5 separate regions of the Homo sapiens genome follow, and regions 1, 2, 3 and 4 are each linked to region 5. Evidence: read pairs that join two places in POLR2A ChIA-PET (ENCODE). Cell type or tissue: CD4-positive, alpha-beta T cell. All regions are shown on one strand. Region 1 has its middle 14 kb from the start of TLR8-AS1. Region 2 has its middle 82 kb from the start of EGFL6. Region 3 has its middle 6.9 kb from the start of TLR8-AS1. Region 4 has its middle 25 kb from the start of TMSB4X. Region 5 overlaps LOC105373133 (a long non-coding RNA gene).

Region 1 (4,000 bases), 94 kb before region 5:
GGCTGATCACTTGAGGTCAGGAGTTCAAAATCAACCATGCCAAATGGTGAAACCCCGTCTCTACTAAAAATACAAAAATTAGCTGGGCGTGGTGGCACGCACCTGTAATCCCAGCTACTTGGGAGGCTGAGGCACGAGAATCACTTGAACCCGGGAGGCAGTAGCTGCAGCGAGCCGAGATCATGCCACTGTACTCCAGCCTGGGCAACAGAGCGAGACTCCGTCTCAAAAATAAAAAATAAAAAATAAAAAAAAAACAGAGACAGCCAAAGTAGCAATGTGCCTGTGAGAGGGCCTAAGTTTTCCCCCTCAGGGTAGTCTTGTCAGATGAAATACAGGATGCCCAGTTAAATTGGAATTTCACAGAAATAAAATAATTTCTATGGTCTCAAATATTGCATGGGACATATTCATACTAAAAAGCTATTTGTTATTTACCTGAAATTCCCATTTAAATTTGAGGGCGTCTTCCATTTTTATTGGCTAAATCTGGCCACCCTCCCTCAGGGTGTGACGGCAGGAAGCGGGAGAGAACACAGATGTCCCCTGTTATCTCCCTGGGCCCTGCGTGGCCCTCTCAGGGAACCACAAGCCAGGGCCAAGCCCATCCAATCCTCCTGCACCAGGAGCAGCAGAAGCCATGCCGCTAATGGCAGTCACCTCGGTGGAAGTAGAGCGGGCCTGTGGCGGCGTGAGGCTTTTCTGCTCTGCTTCTGTGGAAGTGATTATCCAATAACTAGTAGGAATCGGGCAGTTGGCAGACGCCTCCCATGCTATAAAGCCACACAAGGCAGGCAAGTGTGGGCACAGATGAGAGGCTGAGAGCGGAGGTAGGATGTCACCCCTGCCCTCGCCAGCCTCATCTGTTTTCCCAGGCGTCCCCCAACCACTACCCACGTGGATTCTCCCTCGAAGAGCCCCCTTTCAGGGCCCCATTGGCACTTCACTCTTGAGGGAGGCCTAGGAGAAGCTAGTGGAAAGTTACTTCCACATAAACGGTCAGACAGACGGATGATGAAACCACAGGAAACCACAGCTCCTCCCCTGCCGGGGCACCAGGCCAGAAGCCGACCTGCTAGGCTTGGGGACCCCTTCTGGTCTTGCTAGGGGCTCAGAGACCCTGGGGAAGTCCCTTACTGTGTGTCTCATGTCTTCACTTATGGATGGGATGCCAGCTGCCCTCTCATGCCCTCACAGGGCTGTTGGGAGGCAAGGGTGAGCTAGCAGATGCAAAATAATGGCAAAATTAAGAAACCAAGTACCTGTACAAATGTACACCTTTATAGTGGTTCAATTTGGCCACACGTGCTTCTACTTAGAGAAACACCATACATGAATATTCAGGCACATATACATATCACTATATGATCCTACGAGCAACTTCCCTACCTCACTGAAAATATGATTCACTTCACCAAAATGTAATGCTATGGTCACATTCTACAAGGAAAACATCCAAAGCACAGCCACTGTAAGTGAGGATAGTTCTCAACTGGGCCTATGGTGGGCTGGCTGACTACACTTGCAGTCTAGAACGGGGCCTACTGCAGACTGGTCTGCAGTTAGTTTGATCTAGGGTTATGACAGCAGTTGACTTGAAAATAACTTTCCTCCTGCCCCTTTAAGAACACGGGTTCCTTCCCTTGCAGATAAGCAGGAAGTCCCCCTCCCTCTGTCTTGGTGCTTGGTGGTGTGTTTCACTTCCTTTCAAAGGTGTTTTCTTACTAAAGAAACCCTAAGCCCAGGGTCACATTCTGTTTCTTTCACAGGCATACTCAACTGCGTGTTGTTGATTCTGTGACAAGTTTCTTGAGCAAGAAAATACACAGAAAAAATGTTAAATGTATAAAATATGAAAGTAAAACATCAATAATGTTTTAAATATTTAAAATATAAAAGTAATGCATGCTTCTGGTAAAAATGTAAATGGTAGAGGTTTCTCTATTTCCTTTCCCCAGAGGTAAGCTCTTAAAATTCCCTTCCGGAAATGGTCTCTCTACACCTCACTTTTTTATTGCACAGAAGGGATCAGACACTATTTATGAGGCTCTTTATTTTCCACTTAAGAGTATTCTGGCTGGGCGCGGTGGCTCACACCTGTAATCCTAGCACTTTGGGAGGCCGAGGTGGGTGGATCACGAAGTCAGGAGTTGGAGACCAGCCTGGCCAACATGGTGAAACCCCATTTCTACTAAAAATACAAAAAGTAGCTGGTGTGGTGGTGGGTGCCTCTAATCCCAGCTACTCGGGAGGCTGAGGCAGGAGAATTGTTTGAACCCAGGAGGCAGAGGTTGCAGTGAGCCAAGATCGCGCCACTGCACTCCAGCCTGGGTGACAGAGCGAGACTCTGTCTCGGGGGAAAAAAAAAAAGAGTATTCTTTGGACATCCTTCCACAGCATATCATGAATAAATCTGCCTCAATCTTTTTTTAACAGCTGCATAGTTTTCCATTGTTTGGGTACTCTATCATGTATTTAATTAATCTCCCAATTAATATACACTTAGGTTGATTGTAGCTTTTACTCTTATCTACAATGCTATGGGGGAAAGATCTAGATGTTTGTGCATGTGTATGTATATGTATATGTAAGTGTGTTAGTATGGCTATAGAATGAGAGTCCTGTCACTGGACTTAAACTGGAAATGCTGGGTTCAACTGGAAATGCTGTTTTAATTGTGACAGCCACCGGTGCCTCTGAAAAGTCCCTACGAATTGACCCTTCCAACAACAGCATATAAGAGCTTTCACTTTTCTTTCCCTGCATTCTGGCCAACTGGAGCCACTACTCAACCTTTTCATTTTTGTCAGTCTGAAATGAGCAGAGAGGTCCTCATTGTTTGATTTGCATTTGAAAGCCTACCATACACGGGCATCTTCTCATGTTGTTCTTAGCTCAGTGAGGAGGGCCTTAGAGACCAGACTTTGGAACCAGATAGAGCTGGATACCGTCCCAGCTCAGCCACTTGCCAACTGTGATCTCTGGAGCCTCGGTTTATCCATCTGTAAAATGAGCATCCTTAGACTAAATTCATGGGATTTACTGAGAAGGTGCAACAAAGCAACAAAAAATGTTTATCACTACAAATGTTAGTGTGTTTCTCATCCAAACAAACAAAAAAACATATATATATATATATATATATATATACATATTTACATATAGTCATGCATCGCTTAACAATGGGGATACGTTCTAGGCGATTTCCTCATTGTGCGAAGATCACAGAGTGTACTTACACAAACCTAGATGGTACAGCCTACTACATACCTAGGTTATATGGTACAGCCCATTGTTCCTAGCTTGCAAACCTGTACAGCATGTCACTGCACTAAATACTGTAGGCAACTGTAACACAATGCTAAGTATTTGTGTATCTAAAATTAGAAAAGGTACAGTAAAAAATACAGTATTATTTTATGGGATCACTGAAATGTCATCACACAGTACATGACTGTGTGTGTGTGTATATATATATATATATATACACATACATATATGCACATACACACAGTCTTATACTGTATATGTATACAGATGTGTGTATATATATAGTCTTATACCATATATGTATATAGCGTATGTGTGTGTGTGTGTGTGTGTATATATATATATATATATACAGTGTGTGTATATATATATATATATATACACACACACACACACACACACACACACACACATACACAGGGATATATATATACTTTTTTGACCTAGTCAATGGCCAATTTAACCGTCTCTACAGCATCTGAGATCTCACCTTCTCCTCACTGCTGCCCCTGCTTGAGGGTAGAAAATGTAAATAAAATGCTGAAAAATAAAACTTAAAACTGTCACATTCAATGGTTGGTCTTACTAGCTGAGCAACCTTGGCCATGGTACTTCTCGGAGCTCCAGTTTCTTTCTCTGTAAAATGGGGTGTTCACTCTACCTACCCCACAATGTCACTGGGAGAATGAAGAGGCGCTTAAGGCAGTGCCTGGCTCTGGCAAGCACTCGA
Region 2 (4,000 bases), 440 kb after region 5:
AAGAATATTGCTAGGGGCATCGTAGTACACAAGAAGCAAAGCCTATAATAGCACCACTTCAAACAGCAGGGCCATTTACCTTTAATTTCTACTTTTAGAAATGAAGTATACAAAGGCTTGGCACAAGATCAGAATCAGACACTATTCTTTACCTTGGACCAGAAAAAATTCTAAGGCAGGGTTACCACCCCCTTCTAGTTTCTGAAATGGAAAGGAAAAAGCATAGAGATGTATTTTCCCTTGTCCGCAGCAAAGAGCAGGGGTGGCTCTTCCAACTGTATTTGTTCAACACATGTTAATTGGGCACCTATAATATGTAAGTGGTGGACACTGAATGGAAATCCAAAAAACATAAATCTGGTCTTGTCTTTAAACAGACGGTAATCTAGTCAGAGGCAGGGGAATGCTTCAGAAGGACAGGCGGAGAAAAAGAGGTGGTGCCCTGATCACTACTTTACACCACCAAGTGCTTGGTCCTTGGTAGCAAAGTTTAAACTATGGTTTTAAAAAGAGTTGAAGTCTGGGGCAAGCCTAGTGTGTGTGTGAATCCATTCAGAGCCCAGAATTCATCTTAGCTATGATTTTCAAAAACCACCCATACTATGGGCTTTTCCTTTATATAGCTCTTCAGTCCACACATATCTGATAAAGTCTACAACTACATGCATGCATCCTAGATAGATCGTCTGTGCTGCCCCATAATTCCTACCAATCCCCCATTCTATTGTCAACTGCCATCTAACATCTGAAGGGGTTTGGGGCAAGAGTTTTTAGGAAAACATTTTGAAGTAAGAGATTGAGTAGATGATTCTCACTTAGGACATCACCATCATCCTGGCACATTTGTCTTCTGTTAGCAGACAATGTCACTATAAGAAAGAGAATACCAGGCAGTCCAAGGAGAGAGAATGCTGACCACAAAGCATTTTTTTTTTTTTGAGACGGAGTCTCGTTCTGTCACCCAGGCTGGAGTGCAATGGTGCGATCTCGGCTCACTGTAAGCTCCGCCTCCTGGGTTCACGCCATTCTCCTGCCCCAGCCTCCTGAGTAGCTGGGACTGCAGGCACCTGCCACCACGCTCGGCTAATTTTTTGTATTTTTAGTAGAGACGGGGTTTCACCTTCAAAACATTTCTTACGTGGTGGCTCTCCAAATTAAAGAAAAGGTTTTAAATGAATGATGATGAATACATACCCTGCTCTGATTGGTAACTTTCACCATTAAACCTGCAAATTAAAAGGCATTTAAGCCAAAATTCATCCTCCCCACAACCTTGAGGGAATGAGTCACTGAAGCAATTCTCACGTTTCTCCAGGCAGAAAGACAGGAGACTTTCCAAAAAAGGTTGTAGTTTTCCTGTTTCCTTGGCTGCCTCCACACATAGCCCAGCCATGACCACATGTGGTGATGGGCAGGAACCTATTGCCTTATTTGGCAATCTTGAGCCCTCTTTGTAGGGCTATTGGGGGCAGGATGAAAAGTCCAGATCAAAACCACAATCGTGAAAAACAATGGAGAGTCAGATAAAGGAAGTAGGCATTTTATCTAGATTAAATATAAAATATTGACCCAAGAAGTAAATGTTTTCATATGCATTGCTTCTTAAAGGACTCGTAGGAAAATATTTAGAATCTGCCATTTTTCTGTAATAATTTCACTCATTTTCCTTCTAGCCATGATGCTGACTGCATTTCCCAGCTGCTGCTGAAACAGCTCTTCTGTTGGGGGAGATTATGTGGGCTAACATTCACCCACGATTCTCTAAACTGATGTTTCTCAAGTATCCTTCATTCTGACCCCAACATGTGCTGTGTGCATTCATTACTGCTGACAGCAGGAACAGTGTGGGTCCCAAACAAGGAGATTGCACAATGAGAAATGGAGGCTAAGGGCATGAATGTTCTGAATTTTATAGCTTCCTGTCTGCTTTCCCTTAGGGGAATATAATTGGGGGACTGGACCCAACACAAATCTCAACTACGCATTTAGGCCTCCACAAAGAAGCAAGACTTCTAGTCCTTTCTGGAGCATTGCAAGCTGTACAGAAAAAAATACATTCCTCAGGGATTCTGCCGGCAACCACTCCTTTTATTCTGTGGTTCCCCAAAGATAAGGTCAGTCAGCTCAGAGAGGAAAGGAAAATGGAATGGGGAGAGACAGGATCAACCAGTAACGGGTGTGTCATCTCAAACTGGAGTGTGTGTCCATTGTCAACCCCAAGAAACCCAGAAAAACAAAATCTTTTTCCCCAGGTGGTGAGAGTGTCAACTGCATATGAGAGGGAAGGGTGCCCTCTGCTGTCATCTGTGATTTTTGGTTTTTAATTTCAAAGGAAACGTTCCAGCTCCATGTAAATCAGACTTAAACATTTTTGCCAGGCACGGTGGCTCAGGCCTGTAATCCCAGCACTTAGGGAGGCTGAGGCGGGCAAATCACAAGGTCGGGAGTTCAAGACCAGCCTGGCCAATATGGTGAAACCCCATCTCTACTAAAAATACAAAAATTAGCTGGGCATGGTTGTGGGCACCTGTAATCCCAGCTACTTGGGAGGCTGAGGAAGGAGAATCGCTTGAACCCGGGAGGCAGAGGTTGCAGTTAGCCAAGATTGTGCCACTGTACTCCAGCCTGGGCGACAGAGCGAGACTCCATCTCCAAACAAACAAACAAAAAACAAAAAAGGAAACATTTTACACATTAAATAGGGAAGCCAAACTTGGGATTTTGACCGTCTTAACTAGGCTGGGTTCTGTGTCGGATGAGAGAGACTTGAGGGATAGCACAGGCAGCAATCACAATTCCATTTCAGATGTCCTGCTGAGAGAAAATTGTGGTTTGGAAGAGGGCCTGTGAGCTTTATATATTCAGGACAATTTGCTTAGAAATAAAACGACTTCTTGGGAGCAGGGTTCTCCTTGGGTGGCAGCATACTTGGACAGCATCTCCATTTGTTTCCCTGTCCTTTCCCAGTAAACCAATTTGGGTTCATTATTAGATTCCTGAGTTTGTTTCTTTGGGAAAGAAAAATAAAATACAGTTCTCACTTAGGGAGATGGAAGGCAATGGCTTTGCATGAAGATACGAATTTAAAACAAATAAATACAAGTGTTCAACTCTGATGAAAGATGAGTTGTATGATTTAATGTGCTTTCCTAGGGACATGTAAATTAACTGAGATATAAAATAATGAATCTGCACATCTGCCTTAGAGTTCATCCAAATGCAATCTACAAGGCAAACTTAATCACGGTTATAATTAATACTTTGCAAATGGAAATGACTGGAAATGAAAGGCCGCAAACAACATCGATATTAATGCTTCAGTATTTGTTCTCTCCCTAGTTTTTACTTTCAAAAGTGTTTTTATCATCTTCTACAAAAGTCATACCTTGTACTTTATAAGGCATTTTGTTATATAGCCTCTTTATAGCTGAATTCATCCCATTATCAAAGGGTCATAGTTGGATTACCTACCTACTTAGATGTTTCTAAACATTTCTGATTTCATTTTGCATTCTAGCAACCGGCTGACTCCACCCGAACTCGGGACTCATGACTCAACCAGTCCTTTGGCCCCCACCCAGAGGCAGGCTTAGCTCACAAGGACTATTTTCCACACCCCTATGATTTTATCATTAACTAATCAGCAGCACCCATTCCCCAGCCCTCTGCCCACCAAATTATTCATAAAAACGCTACCATCTGAATTCTTGGGGAGGCTGATTTAAATAATAACTCCAATCCTTCTGCTTCGCTAGCTCTGCATTAATTAAACACTTTGCTGAAAAAAAAAATCTGGTTTCAAACATCTATCACTTGAACCCTTTTGGATTTAAGTAACGGAACCCAACTTGACCAAGGGAGGATTTATCTGCCTATGTTAATCAACATTAAGGTCAGAAGTGCAGCTAGATCTCAGAGAGGACAGGAATCAAGAGGCTAAATTGCATCAAAGTTTTCTCCATCTTTCATCAGTGCTAATTTCATTCTCTTTTCTCTTGAG
Region 3 (4,000 bases), 100 kb before region 5:
AAACTGCACTTCCACAGCCAAAACGTGGCCATCCACCAACTTAGGCATGACAGTTACAGTTTTGAACCTGCTATTAAGTCCCACAATTCTCTTGGTTAGTTAGAGTAATCAAACCTGTCAAGGGTAGGCAGAACTGGAGGAGTGAAGAATGGTTTTGAGGGTACAGTGGAAAAATCAACTTTGGAGTATGACAAGCCAGCCTCAACACTCAGTCACTCTTACCAGCTGTGAGATCTTAGGTGGGTTTATCACTGGCTGTGAGCTTGACTTGCCTATCTATACTATAAAGGAATAAAAGCCCCTTCAGGTGGTTTTTCTTAAATAAATGGAATAGACCTGTCATGTGCTGGTAAATGTTTAACAACTGGTTCTCAAGGTGGTGGGGGCAGCCCTGATTTGGAGTATTTCCATGGTGTAAATACTGTCACCATGGCAGATCTCAAGACACCAGTGTGACAGCTCTGAATGTGGAATTGGGAAGAGGTATGCGCCATCTGGGATAAACCATCTCCTAGTACCTACCTAGAATGCAGCAGACACTCAGGATGTTATCCCCTGCCCTTCCCCCTCATAGGAACATCTATGCTGACAGAGACCTTTGCCATTATTAAAGCATTTTTACAAACACTATCTCATTACATTCTCAGGTGAGATGGGCAGGGCGGGTCTTATTTCTACTTTTTACAGACAAGAAGCCTCAGGCTCAGAGAGACTGGACAAAATTGCTCAGGGGCACACAGCAAGTAATCTACAAAATGAGCATAGCAGGCAGAGTAGCAGCCCCAAAACATGTCTGCATCCTAATCCCTGGAACCTATGAATATTTGGTTACATGGCAAAAGGGAATTTTGACTGCAGACGGATTTAATATTGCTAGTCAGGTGACCTCCAAGTAGGGAGATCATCCTAGATTATCCGGGTGGGCCTAGTGTAGTGACAAGGGCCCTTAAAAGTGAAGGAGGGCAGCTCAAGAGGAGAGTCAGGGGGAAATGTGACTATGCAGGACTGGTCAGAGAGATGTGACATTGCCAGCTTTGAAGATGGAGGAAGCAAGGAATCTAGAAGGCCTCTAGAAGCTGGAAAGGCAGGGAAGCAGCTTCTCCCCCAGAACCTCCATGAAAAGATGTAGCCTACCAGGTACGTTGATTTTGGCCCAGTGAGACTTCTGACCTCCAGAACTTTAAGATGATCAATTTGTGTTGTTTAAGCTGCTGGATCTGTGGTCCTTTGCTACTACAGGGATAGGAAATGAATTCAACGGGACTGGCAATCAGATCTCCTTATCCCTCAAATCTCAGCTCAAATTTCACCTCTTGAGGGAGCCATGTTTTTCCTGCCTTTTCTAGGCCTCTGGTTTTACCCGAGTTCTGATAATATCTGGCTTTAGGCACTCACCAGATGGTTGTGAATCTTTGCATACTTGCTGGTTTTCTCCCTAATCCCCAAGTGGCAAGAATATTCTTTTCACTTTGCATCACTTTCCACTAGCACAGCTCCTTCCCCAAGACCACAGCATAATAACTGCATTCAGAATGTGTGAGTGTGAAAATAGAGGAATGAATGAATGGGAGCTGACATTAACAATAGTACTGCACCCCAGCACCACCAGGAATCACGATGCTGAGCTGTCACTGTTGCAGAACAATTAAAAGCATCTCCTGCTAGTATCCTGAGCTACCTACCCCCTTCCTGCAGGAAAGACTTCCCGTCTTCCCACTGGCTCACAGAAGTGGCCTTTTCCTCCGGAAACCAGCGTGCATCTGTTAGCATCTTTTGTCTTTTGTGGGAAAGGGAGGATTCTGGCTCCAGACTGAAGAGGGACAGGCATGGTGTGTGGGTTCACAGAGCCCCAGACTCCAGACTCTGATGCCAGCATCTTTGTCTCAGCAAAGGTCATAATTGGATTTGGATGTTTAAGGCAGTCACTGATTTACTGTTCTCATTTTTCAAGTGTGAGAAATACTAACTCTGTGCTTTGCTTACTTCTAAAGGAACAAAGGCAGTATGAGCAGCCTTTAAATACTGCCACATAATACACTGAGAGCAGACATGACCACGTGCTACAAAGAGTCAGGGCTACGTAGGAAAGTTCACATCGGCGTGGGAAGTGAAAGTAAGCCACGTCACCGTTTCTGTCACGTGACAGCTGTGGGGTGTGGAGCAACTCACTGAGCCTCTTTCCTGGTGTGTAAGATGGGGATAATGATAGCTCCCATTCACTGACCGCTTCCAAAGTGCCTGACCCTGTTCTAAGCCTTCACTGTCATCCTGATTTTATAGTTAGACAGTTTGTCAGTGTCAGAAGCAGAATTGGCTACATAGTTTGCAAGTCCAGTGCCCTGGTTCAAAAATGATTAAGAATTTCAAGATGGTGGTAGCAGAGCAAAAAACCAAGCCCGGAGCCCTCCTTAGTGTGGCTCTTATGTGACTGCACAGGCTGCACACCCTGGGCAGAATTAGTATACAAATCCTGCAGCCTGACTCCAGAACCTTCCATCTTAACATCTATGCCACAAGAGCTGTCTCCTAAGGTGGCCGTGAGGTTGGAAATGAGACTAAGGCATTCCTGGCAGAGGGCACAGTGTGAATGATCTGGAAATACAGGCGTGGACAGGAAGATGAGGAAGGAATGATAAACTCTCATGGCTAAAGCTTTGGTGAGCTGAAGGAAACAGAAGTGTGCTGGTAGGCAGTACTGGCTGCAAACTGTGCCCTCCCTGAAGGCCAACTATAAAGTGCAAGGCCCTTGTACTTTATAGGCGACTGGTGTTGAGGATCGCTGGAAGGTTTAGAAGCAGGGGGTAGCATGGACGCAGGCAGAGAACTGCCCCTAGGGGGAAGTGTGGAGCAGAGCAGACTGGGGCCTGGGCACCCGCTAGAGGAGGCCGTTACAACCACACTCTAGGGATCTCATAGTGAGAGGCTCAGGGAGTAGAGGAAGGAAACAGGGAAAACTGAAGGTCTTCAAGGTAAGTAGAAATTATAGCTTTGGAATACGATCTGGAAACAGGAAACTGGGGGAAAGGAAAAGCTTCTGATGCCTGCTGGCCTGGCCTTCTGTTTGAGCGCCATCAGGCCCGTATGGAGTATCATGATGTACACAGACTGCCTTTGCACCCATAGAAAACAGGGTACATCTCTTCAGGAAGTAGAAACTCTTTGAGCAAAAGAAATCGATTTAACTTCCTAAAAACAACAGCTGTTACTGGCTATAAACTCAGTCATTTCTCAATTTGGGTTTTTCCCCCAAAATATTCCCTTCCAATTTTCAGAGGCATAATCAGTTCTGTGATTATGTTGCTTGCACATAATTAGATCACACAGTAATAATAATAACTGTAAACTCTGGAGGAAACAGAGTGCAATTAAAACCAGAAAGAAAAAAATCTCCCAAACCTCTCCCAGATTCTTCTCTCAAACTTGGGAGTGGGGCACCTCAAGCCCAGTGAAGGAATCAACATATTTTACCCCAAAATATATTTCTTTGACATATTTTGAGATGGCTGTTCACAGGGCCCGCAAACAGAAGCAGCCCTACAAAACTGTCTCATGTGGCGAAGATTTGCATCTGCAGAGAAAAACTACGTTGATACAGCCAGGCTTTCTCTGAGGCTCTCTCTTGTCCATATCTAGGAAAAACTGAGAGTCTGATACCTTTAAAGGTCTGAAAGAAACATTTACTATCTATTCTGTCTGAGAGCGGCTACCTCTGAGATTTCTCCTATGTAACAAGAACGCCTTTGCCAGCCAGGCCTCCTCTTCTCCCCATGCCATAATCTCTTTGCCAAGATCCAAGCCTCCAGTCTTTCTGTAACCTCAAGGCTTCTGTACCCCACTGCGGGGATTGGTAATCACTCTATGGTTCTCCTCCATGTGCACAATAAATTTGTATGCTTTTTCTCCAATTAATCTGCCTTTTAATTTATTATTATTATAAATTTTTTTTGAGACGGAGTCTTGCTCTGTTGCCCAGGCTGGAGTGCAGTGGTGTGATCTCAGC
Region 4 (4,000 bases), 51 kb before region 5:
CCCTCCCTTCTTCCCCACTCTAAGATAAAGTCTGTTAATATGAAACCAATAAAGTCAACGTGGAAGTACACTTGCCAAAGATCTTGATAAAGTGCTGTGTAGCAAATGGACAAATATGAATAACAAATCCAGGACCTGCAGTTTCTGTACTGAAAAGTAGTTCTGATCCACCTCCTAGTTTCAAGTTAAAAGCCTGCACTAAGCTCTTCTTCTATGAAAGGGAGGAGGAAAAAACAAACACAAACCCCCCAAACAAGAAATCCCTCCCCAAAACACTGCTCTAAATTTGCTCATGTCCTTGGAAGTAAAAAGAAACAATTTCCCCTGATTACAGATTTCCTGATACGCAGAGAATGCACAACCCCAAGTTGCCTCGTGCTCACAACAATGGGGCAGACAGAAATGCACACAGAGCAGGCTTTTGTCCTCTCGGTTATTGTCATCTTATTCCCCAGAATGGCTTCTTGCCTGGTGATGGGCAGAGGGCCTGATTGCTGAGAAACTCTCTTCAGAGGGACTGGTGTGTGGCTGTGGGTGGTGTTTGGGGACACTGGGAAAGGAAAATTCCTGGGAGCAGGGGCTGTACAGTAGCTGCAGTAACTCAGTTGCCCTGGAATTCCTGAAAAGGCTGGGGCTTTGGGCTCTCTTCTATTTCTATCAGAGTGAATAAAAGAGCTAGTTATTCTAAAGCTTTATGGAAAAGGCAAGATAAAGAGGGGGGAGAGAGGGTGAGAGAGAGAGAACTGCATCAATATACAGCAACATTCTGAGTCTCATTGTCAAGTATTGGCAAACTATCCTAAGTGACATATCCAGATGTGGCTCAATTTCTCATAGAAATTTTTTTAGAGGGCAGTAGGAACCAAGAGACTATGGGGTAGGTAGATCATGTCTTGCCTTGCCTGAGGATCCCTGTATATAATCTATTTTTATCATTAAATAATAATAGAAAATAGAATCGTAGAGGCAACCATCCAGAAGTTTCCAAACATCCAAGTGTTTGACATTATGGAAATATATAGATACAGACTTTCTGGGCTTTACATGGGCTTGTTATCTATCCTTATTTTTATTTATTTGTTTATTTATAGGTATTTACATGGAGAGGGTGGGATAGGTGCATCATGAACCAACTTAATTCATTCAACACTCATTTATGAAGCATCTATTGTGTGTAGGATACTGTGAATGTCACACAAACGAAACACAGGAGCCCTCTGGCTTTATTTGCAATCCTATCCCAGAGACTATAAAGCTTGGAAGAAGCATCATTCAAAGCCATATTGACATCCATCCACATCACTCAGCTTCTGGAAAAGTGGGTCAAAAATATTCAATGAGTTACCCAATTCTCGAAGAGAACAAGAGTGAGATAGAATTCGTTGGTAATTCAATAGATTTCGTTAACTCAATTTCCAGTTTACCAACAGCCAAACCAAAGGCTTCTAAAAGGAGTAAGTCAGCTCTCTGACCTACTCTGATCATTTCTGTGTCTTTTGGAGGAAAAAACAACCAGCCCAACTGCTCTTAGTAAGGAAAACTGCAACCCGCCAGTCAGATGCAGATTTCACCTCTGAACCGAGTGTTTGGTTTCACCTACACACTTCCTGCCGGGTGCTTTGCTCATTCAACGTTCAACAGCTGTATCTTTCCCAATTCGATTCATCTCACTTTCTTTTTGGTCATCAGTGGCAAAACAGTATAAAATACCTTTATTACTATCTGACGCTCAGCGTTATACCCAAGATTTATCTTTTTAAAAGCCAAGAGACCATTGCATTTATCAAAAGGAGAGTAGTGGGTGCCACTGGGGGCTCATATTGCCAGTGGATATTGTGAATTACATTAAGAAGATCTGAGAACAAATGTCTTCTGATATCACCTTCTCATATTTGATTACCACTATTTCATGAGTGCCTTTTATTTTCCTTCTAAACATTTGTGGCATTGTTTTTTTTTTTAAGCAACAGCCAACCTAATATATATTATTTGTGCCACGTGTGGTATTATTGCTAAGACACTCTATGCGGGTTCTGGTGCAATTTTAGTCTTATATTTCTGAGTTGTTAGAGCCATTTAAGTAGCTTGCCTATGGGGGAATCCTTAAAACAGCTCTGAATACCTTAGAGAGGTACATTTTAAGTAAGGCTGCATCATCATTTTGGCTATGAGAGTTCCTGGGATGTGGGGGAAAGGATGTTAAATCAGAACCCTCACATTATTTAAATGTTTTCATGAAGGATATAATCAAGTGTGCCTCTTGATTCTATTTGAAGATGTGCCAAGCGGCAGGGGCCCTCTTGACAAAAGCGGCCAGGAAGTGACTTTTTACTCCCCAGCGACAGCATTTTCAAATTGCTCTTTTCTGCTCAATAAAGGCTAAAAAGGAAGTGAAACCTTTTGTCATATTCTGCACCACTGATTTTTTCCAGACGAGCAGAAATGCCTGCCTGTATATCCTTCTAAGGACTGGCTAAGAAAGGGTGGAAAATAACAGGCAAGAAATGTATCTGTTTGAGTGTCTGTTCTTTGGTTTGGCTATGAAGTAAAACCCAAAAACGACATTGAATTTGGCATTGGAAACTGCAGTGCCATTGTTGCTTTGGGACTGGCTTAACAAGCCCACAATATTCTAGAAGCATGTGCCCGTCCCAGGAGCCGACTCAGCCATTTCTCAAACATGAAGAGGACTGGGCCGTGCAGTCCTGTTTCCTCTTCCTGATCTTTGTAGTAGTTACAAGCTGAACAGAAACATGCAAATAAAAATCGAGAACCCTAAAGAGTAAGAAAATCATTTCCAGAAAGACTGATAATAAATTTCAAGCCATCAGCTCAAATATCACTGATTTAAGTGCATTTGTTCCAGCTCTTTTATAGAATGTGAGGTTAAATACACAAACTTGATATTAGAGTTGTCCCTGTACTAATTCCCGCATGCGATTCTTTTAAAAAGAAAAATAAAATAGAATGATTTTTAAAAATCTCATCTAGAATGAGAAAACATAAAGTGCTTTTGGCTTTCCTTTCCCTGATTTTGAAGGGCTTTTTTTTCCGCTTTTCCTTTACTTCCCTACCTTAAAGATGTTTAAATTTAAGCCAGGTGTGAGCTCTGAGAGAGATCGAAGCTGCATTTTATTTACCTTTGTAGCTCAGACAACCAGAAATGGTAGCGTTAGTATTTGTGGAATGAGTCTTCACCTGACTTATCCTGAAGGGATGCATCTTCTACTTAGGATAATGTTAGATTTGAATTTTACAAGATCCTGAGTCAGTAGTCTGTCATCCAGGCTGCAGTGCAGTGGCACAATCATGGCTCACTGCAGCCTGGACCTCCCAGGCTCAAGTGATCCTCCTACCTCAGCCTCCCAAGTAGCTGGGACTATACGTGTGCACCACCATGCTCGGCTAATTTTTACATTTTTTGTAGAGAACAGGTCTCACTACGTTGCTCAGACTGATCTGGAACCCCTGGCTTCAAGTGACCCTCTCACCTCAGCCTCCCAAAGCGCTGGGATTACAGGTATGAGCCACTGCACCCCACCATTATCATTATTTTAGAGTGTACTCCTACATATAGATATAAAGTTAAGTGTAAAACAGCCTCACGCAGGTCCTTCAGGAGGTATCCAGAAGAAGGCATTGTTATCATAGGAGATGACAGCTCCATGCCTGTTACTTCCCCTGAGGACCTTCCAGTGGGACAAGCTGTGGAGGTGGAAGACAGTGAGATTGACAATCCTGAGCCTGTGTAGGCCTAGGCTAATGTCTGTGTTTGTGTAAAAACACACACAAAAATAAAATAAAAAGTTTGAAAATAGAAAAAAGTTTACAGAATAAGGATATAAAGAAAGAAAACATTTCTGTACAGCTGTACAATGTATATTTTAAGCTGTTATTACAAAAGAGTCAAAAAGCTAAAAAAATTCGAAGGTGTATAAAGTAAAAACGTTACAGTAAGCTAAGGTTAATTTATTATTGAAGAAAGAAAAATATTTTAAAC
Region 5 (4,000 bases):
ATCAGCATCTGACCAATATCTACAGGACTGACTTCTCCTTTAGGCACAGAGTTGAGGGACCACAAAATTACTTCAATTTCTCTTAAAAATAACAAGGGAAAATATTAATATAATTCAGTATGGATTATATTATCTTTATACTAACAGAGTCACAAAATATAATTTTTTAATGTATTATTTTATATATATAATTATTATTTTTTTAGTGGAGGAAAGGCTTCACGAAGGAAAATGCATCTATAGCTTATTAATGTCATGCAGTGGCCCTGGATGTCACCTCTCTACATTCCACTGCCCTACTCTTTTCAAATAGCTTTTTTATTAATTAGTTTCCTTTTTTTTTTTTTTTTTTTTTTTTTGAGGCAGAATGTCATTCTGTCGCCCAGGCTGTAATGCAGTGGTGCGATCTTAGCTCACTGCAACCTCTGCCTCCCAGGTTGAAGCAATTCTCATGCCTCACCCTCCCGAGTAGTTGGGATTACAGGCATGTGCCACCGCATCCGGCTAATTTTTGTATTTTTATTAGAAACAGGGTTTCACCATGTTGGCCAGGCTGGTCTCAAACTCCTGACCTCAAGTGATCTCCCTGCCTCAGCCTCCCAAATTGTTGGGATTACAGGCATGAGCCACCACGCCTGACTATTAATTAGCTTCCGATTTCAATTTTTTAAGAAAACTTTGTTTCATCATCTAAGTGACTATCTGGGTCCTTCAGTGGAGGGAGACTGGTAACTGATGACATTTTACAACCAATTGATGACAAGGGACTGACTCAAGGTGTGGGGGAGGGGTGAGGGAATTGGTGACGTGGGAACATAGCAGTTTGCAGGTCAAAAATGAGGGGTTAAAGATGCCTCCAAGACTCTCAGCTCAGGGACATGGGCAGATGAAGGTGCAGTTAGGCTAGCAATGTCAAGTAAATACCATGAGAGAGGAGATGGTCAATGGCTCTCACGGAGATTGGGACTGGAAAGGGCTAAAGCTGAACCTGGCAGAGATAAAGGAAAAGGAGCCAGCACTACAGACTGAAGAGACAGGAGGACAAGCTGGAGAGTTGAGTCCAGAGACAGAAGAGGACAGAGATTTTAGAGTTGTGGAGAGTTCAGTAAATTCAAAGACCTCAGAGGGATGAAGAAGGTTGAGGCTTGGATGGCCACCATAAGATTTGACCATCACGAGGGTACCCAAGGTCTTTGCCTGGTAGTTTCTGAAGTGTGATGTAGGGAGAAACCAGATTGCAGTGGATAAAAGATATGAAGGCGGGGGCTGGGCGCAGTGGCTCATCCCTGTAATCCCAGCACTTTGGGAGGCCAAGGCGGGCAGATCACCTGAGATTGGGAGTTCCAGACCAGCCTGACTAACACGGAGAAACCCCGTCTCTACTAAAAATACAAAATTAGCCAGGCATGGTGGGACGTGCCTGTAATCCCAGCTACTCAGGAGGCTGGGGCAAGAGAATCGCTTGAACCCAGGAGGTGGAGGTTGCAGTGAGCCAAGATTGTGCCATTGCACTCCGGTCTGGGCAACAAGAACAAAACTCCGTCTCAAAAACAAAACAAAACAAAAAAGATGGAAAGGCAGAGAGGGAGAGAGAGGGTTCCTCCCTCCAGGGCCAGGACATTTTAGAATATAAGTTGAGGAAAAGGAATTGGTGGTCACAGAGAGAGAAAGAACAAGCTGGTGTTTTTTCTTCTCTTCTGTCTCTCAAAATTATGCTTTCACAGAGAGTATGAAGTGTAATCATCTAGACCAGGGGTCAACAAACTACAACCCCTGGGCCAAATCTACATAGCTGCCTATGCTTGTAAATAAAGTTTTATTGAAACACAGCTATGCCTATTTTTTCTCTCTTTTGTCTATGGCTGCTTTTACACTACAGTAGCAGAGTTGAGTAGTTGTAACAGAAACTGCCTGCCCAGCAAAGTAAAAAATATTTACTATCAGGCCCTTTCGAGAAAGTTTGTCAACCACTGTTCTAGGTCAACTCCCTTGATATAAAGATGGAGAAACAGACATTCCATTACATTTCTATGTTCATTTGCTTTCTTGTTCTGACAAAGCAGAAGTGTCTACCGGAATTATTAATTACCTAGTGTATGCGTCATCACCCACTGAATTTTAAGAGCTATGTATACAACTTTCATGCAAAGTGTCACCACTTTCTATTCTCATCAAGGTGAATTTTCCTCCCCATTCTAGCTGCAAAGCAAAACTAAAGCTAAATGCACTTCCATCCTTTATACAGGCCTCATTTCAGCAATGTTTGTTGGGCACATTAATGAGCAGAAATGACTTAGCTTTATAACTGCTTCTGAAAATCTTGAGATTTAAGTGAGAAGGAAATACTTTTGTTTCTGCCTCCATCCTATTTTAGTGTAAATCAAAGTTAACAGCTCATGGTCTGGTTGGCAGTTCACAAGAAAGGGCGAGGTTGCCAGAAAATCAAAATCACACAATTTCCTGTTTTTGAAGATGTATTTCAACAAGATCACTGAGAGCTTCAAAGACAAAAATGGCTGTCTGCCAGGGCCAGACCAGCTCCAAGCGCCTTTGTTTGCTTTATTGTTTGATGCTGAGGGGTCAAAGCACTCTTTCTATTGTGTTGTCTCTGCTCCCCACCCCTGTTATTTTTTTTGTTGTTGTTATTCTATTAAGATTCCTGCTGAAAATTAAATTAAGCTTCCTAAGTTCTTCTTTGTTGATCCTAGCAACTAATTATAGAGAAACCAGAAAAGATTTGCAATACTTGGGCATTTTTTAAGATTGTAATTGGCTACCCACAAAGTTGGTGGAACAATAGTTTTTGGGGAAAAAAAGAGATTCGTACTGATTTTTCAATGAATATTTAAAAATATCTTGGCATCAAAATTCCTCCCATTAACCTCATTTGAACATAAAAAGGTCCCTTTTACTGGTGCTATAATTGACTTTCCCCACCCTATTCTTCCCTGTTCATCCTGACACATCCCCCACACTCCGTTTTAAATTGTGGCATAGGACCCATGTGGCCCCTGTAATCTTCCTTCAAGGCCAAAGCCGACTCCCAGAATACTCAGCATGTCAGTGCCACCTGCTCACAACTTTGGCACTGGCATGGTTGAAAATTCTTCCAAGTAATGTCCAAGAGGGATAGCTTTTTTCTGGGATGAGCTTGCAAAGCCAACTCAGAGGGTCACAGTAGATTGTGATTACATCTTTCAGAGCAGAATGTCGGGGGTGGGGCGGGGGCGGGTGCATCTATGGAACGGTTAGAAAACTCGCTGACTAGAGGGGCTCCCAAGATCACTTTGTGTGAATTCGACTGCTATAGAAACTATGAAATTGGTTCACTGATCTGAACTTTGGGTCAAGACCCATGCAGCCATTCTAGACATGAATGGTTTTGGCCTTCAGTCACAACAATTGAAAATTAGACCCTTGAAGAAGGCAGGAGTCTCTGAAGGGGCTCCTCAGAATGTGAGGGCTTTAGGCCTGGAGTACCTTAAAGGTTTTCTTTAAAAAACATTTGGATATGGTGACCACATTGTCTGATTTTTAAATTCAAGAGGCATCCATAGAGAATTTGAAGTGCTACTTGCCTTCGAGCCAAGATGCGTTATTTACGGTAATGGCATTTCTATAATCTGTCACTCCTGAATCTCCTGTAAGAGAAGCATTTTCTTAGGCCTGATCATTCCTGTCTAGGTTGACTATCAAGAGCTGTACACCTCTGAGAACAGATCTGGGGTGTGAGGTCACACAGGTGGCCTCAAGGGGAAGACAGAGCTCTCTAGTTGTTGTAACTTAAGGTAAAAGGTGTGTAACCCCAGTACTACAATGAGAGGGCCAGCTCACTCTGAAACCTGGTGATATCACCTGAAAGTCCTTGAGCTGAAATGGAGCACCTGCAGTCATTATGGTGATCACACCCCTCATGTCTTGCTAAATATCCCTCAACAGTTTAGTGATATAGGTAGTCATTAACAGGTCCCTAATGAGATTTTATTTTATTGTATTGTAT

What was found. Peaks named below come from ENCODE experiments on the same cell type or tissue, not always from the same donor. Only the 100,000 strongest peaks of a DNase experiment are listed, where the experiment ranks them.
Region 1: POLR2A ChIA-PET joins it to region 5 with 10 read pairs; 7 of 35 experiments call an interaction of 5 or more read pairs at or near these places.
Region 2: POLR2A ChIA-PET joins it to region 5 with 10 read pairs; 4 of 35 experiments call an interaction of 5 or more read pairs at or near these places.
Region 3: POLR2A ChIA-PET joins it to region 5 with 23 read pairs; 7 of 35 experiments call an interaction of 5 or more read pairs at or near these places.
Region 4: POLR2A ChIA-PET joins it to region 5 with 14 read pairs; 8 of 35 experiments call an interaction of 5 or more read pairs at or near these places.

What each region holds. Positions count from the first base shown.
Region 1 is chrX:12,955,396-12,959,395 of GRCh38, forward strand. No RefSeq gene overlaps it. Among named protein-coding and RNA genes, the nearest start is that of TLR8-AS1, 14 kb to the left of the region's middle. RefSeq lists cis regulatory regions at 371-1,234, 1,403-1,869 and enhancers at 529-608, 1,299-1,528. In CD4-positive, alpha-beta T cell, no CTCF peak of the experiment used is centred here; DNase peaks (open chromatin) are centred at 986 and 1,666; H3K4me3 peaks cover 2,740 bases; H3K27ac peaks cover 3,494 bases.
Region 2 is chrX:13,486,078-13,490,077 of GRCh38, forward strand. No RefSeq gene overlaps it. Among named protein-coding and RNA genes, the nearest start is that of EGFL6, 82 kb to the right of the region's middle. RefSeq lists an enhancer at 779-878. In CD4-positive, alpha-beta T cell, a CTCF peak has its summit at 2,246 (motif pointing left); a DNase peak (open chromatin) is centred at 2,284.
Region 3 is chrX:12,948,218-12,952,217 of GRCh38, forward strand. No RefSeq gene overlaps it. Among named protein-coding and RNA genes, the nearest start is that of TLR8-AS1, 6.9 kb to the left of the region's middle. RefSeq lists cis regulatory regions at 1,953-2,365, 2,635-3,064 and enhancers at 1,993-2,287, 2,693-2,987, 2,918-3,147. In CD4-positive, alpha-beta T cell, CTCF peaks have their summits at 2,786 (motif pointing right) and 2,991; DNase peaks (open chromatin) are centred at 2,104, 2,834 and 3,564; H3K4me3 peaks cover 2,304 bases; H3K27ac peaks cover 3,895 bases.
Region 4 is chrX:12,998,063-13,002,062 of GRCh38, forward strand. No RefSeq gene overlaps it. Among named protein-coding and RNA genes, the nearest start is that of TMSB4X, 25 kb to the left of the region's middle. In CD4-positive, alpha-beta T cell, no CTCF peak of the experiment used is centred here; DNase peaks (open chromatin) are centred at 1,589, 2,309 and 2,659; H3K4me3 peaks cover 1,661 bases; H3K27ac peaks cover 3,863 bases.
Region 5 is chrX:13,049,549-13,053,548 of GRCh38, forward strand. The region is part of intron 2 of LOC105373133 (a long non-coding RNA gene); the gene reads left to right. Among named protein-coding and RNA genes, the nearest start is that of FAM9C, 6.9 kb to the left of the region's middle. In CD4-positive, alpha-beta T cell, no CTCF peak of the experiment used is centred here; DNase peaks (open chromatin) are centred at 2,143 and 2,483; H3K27ac peaks cover 3,586 bases.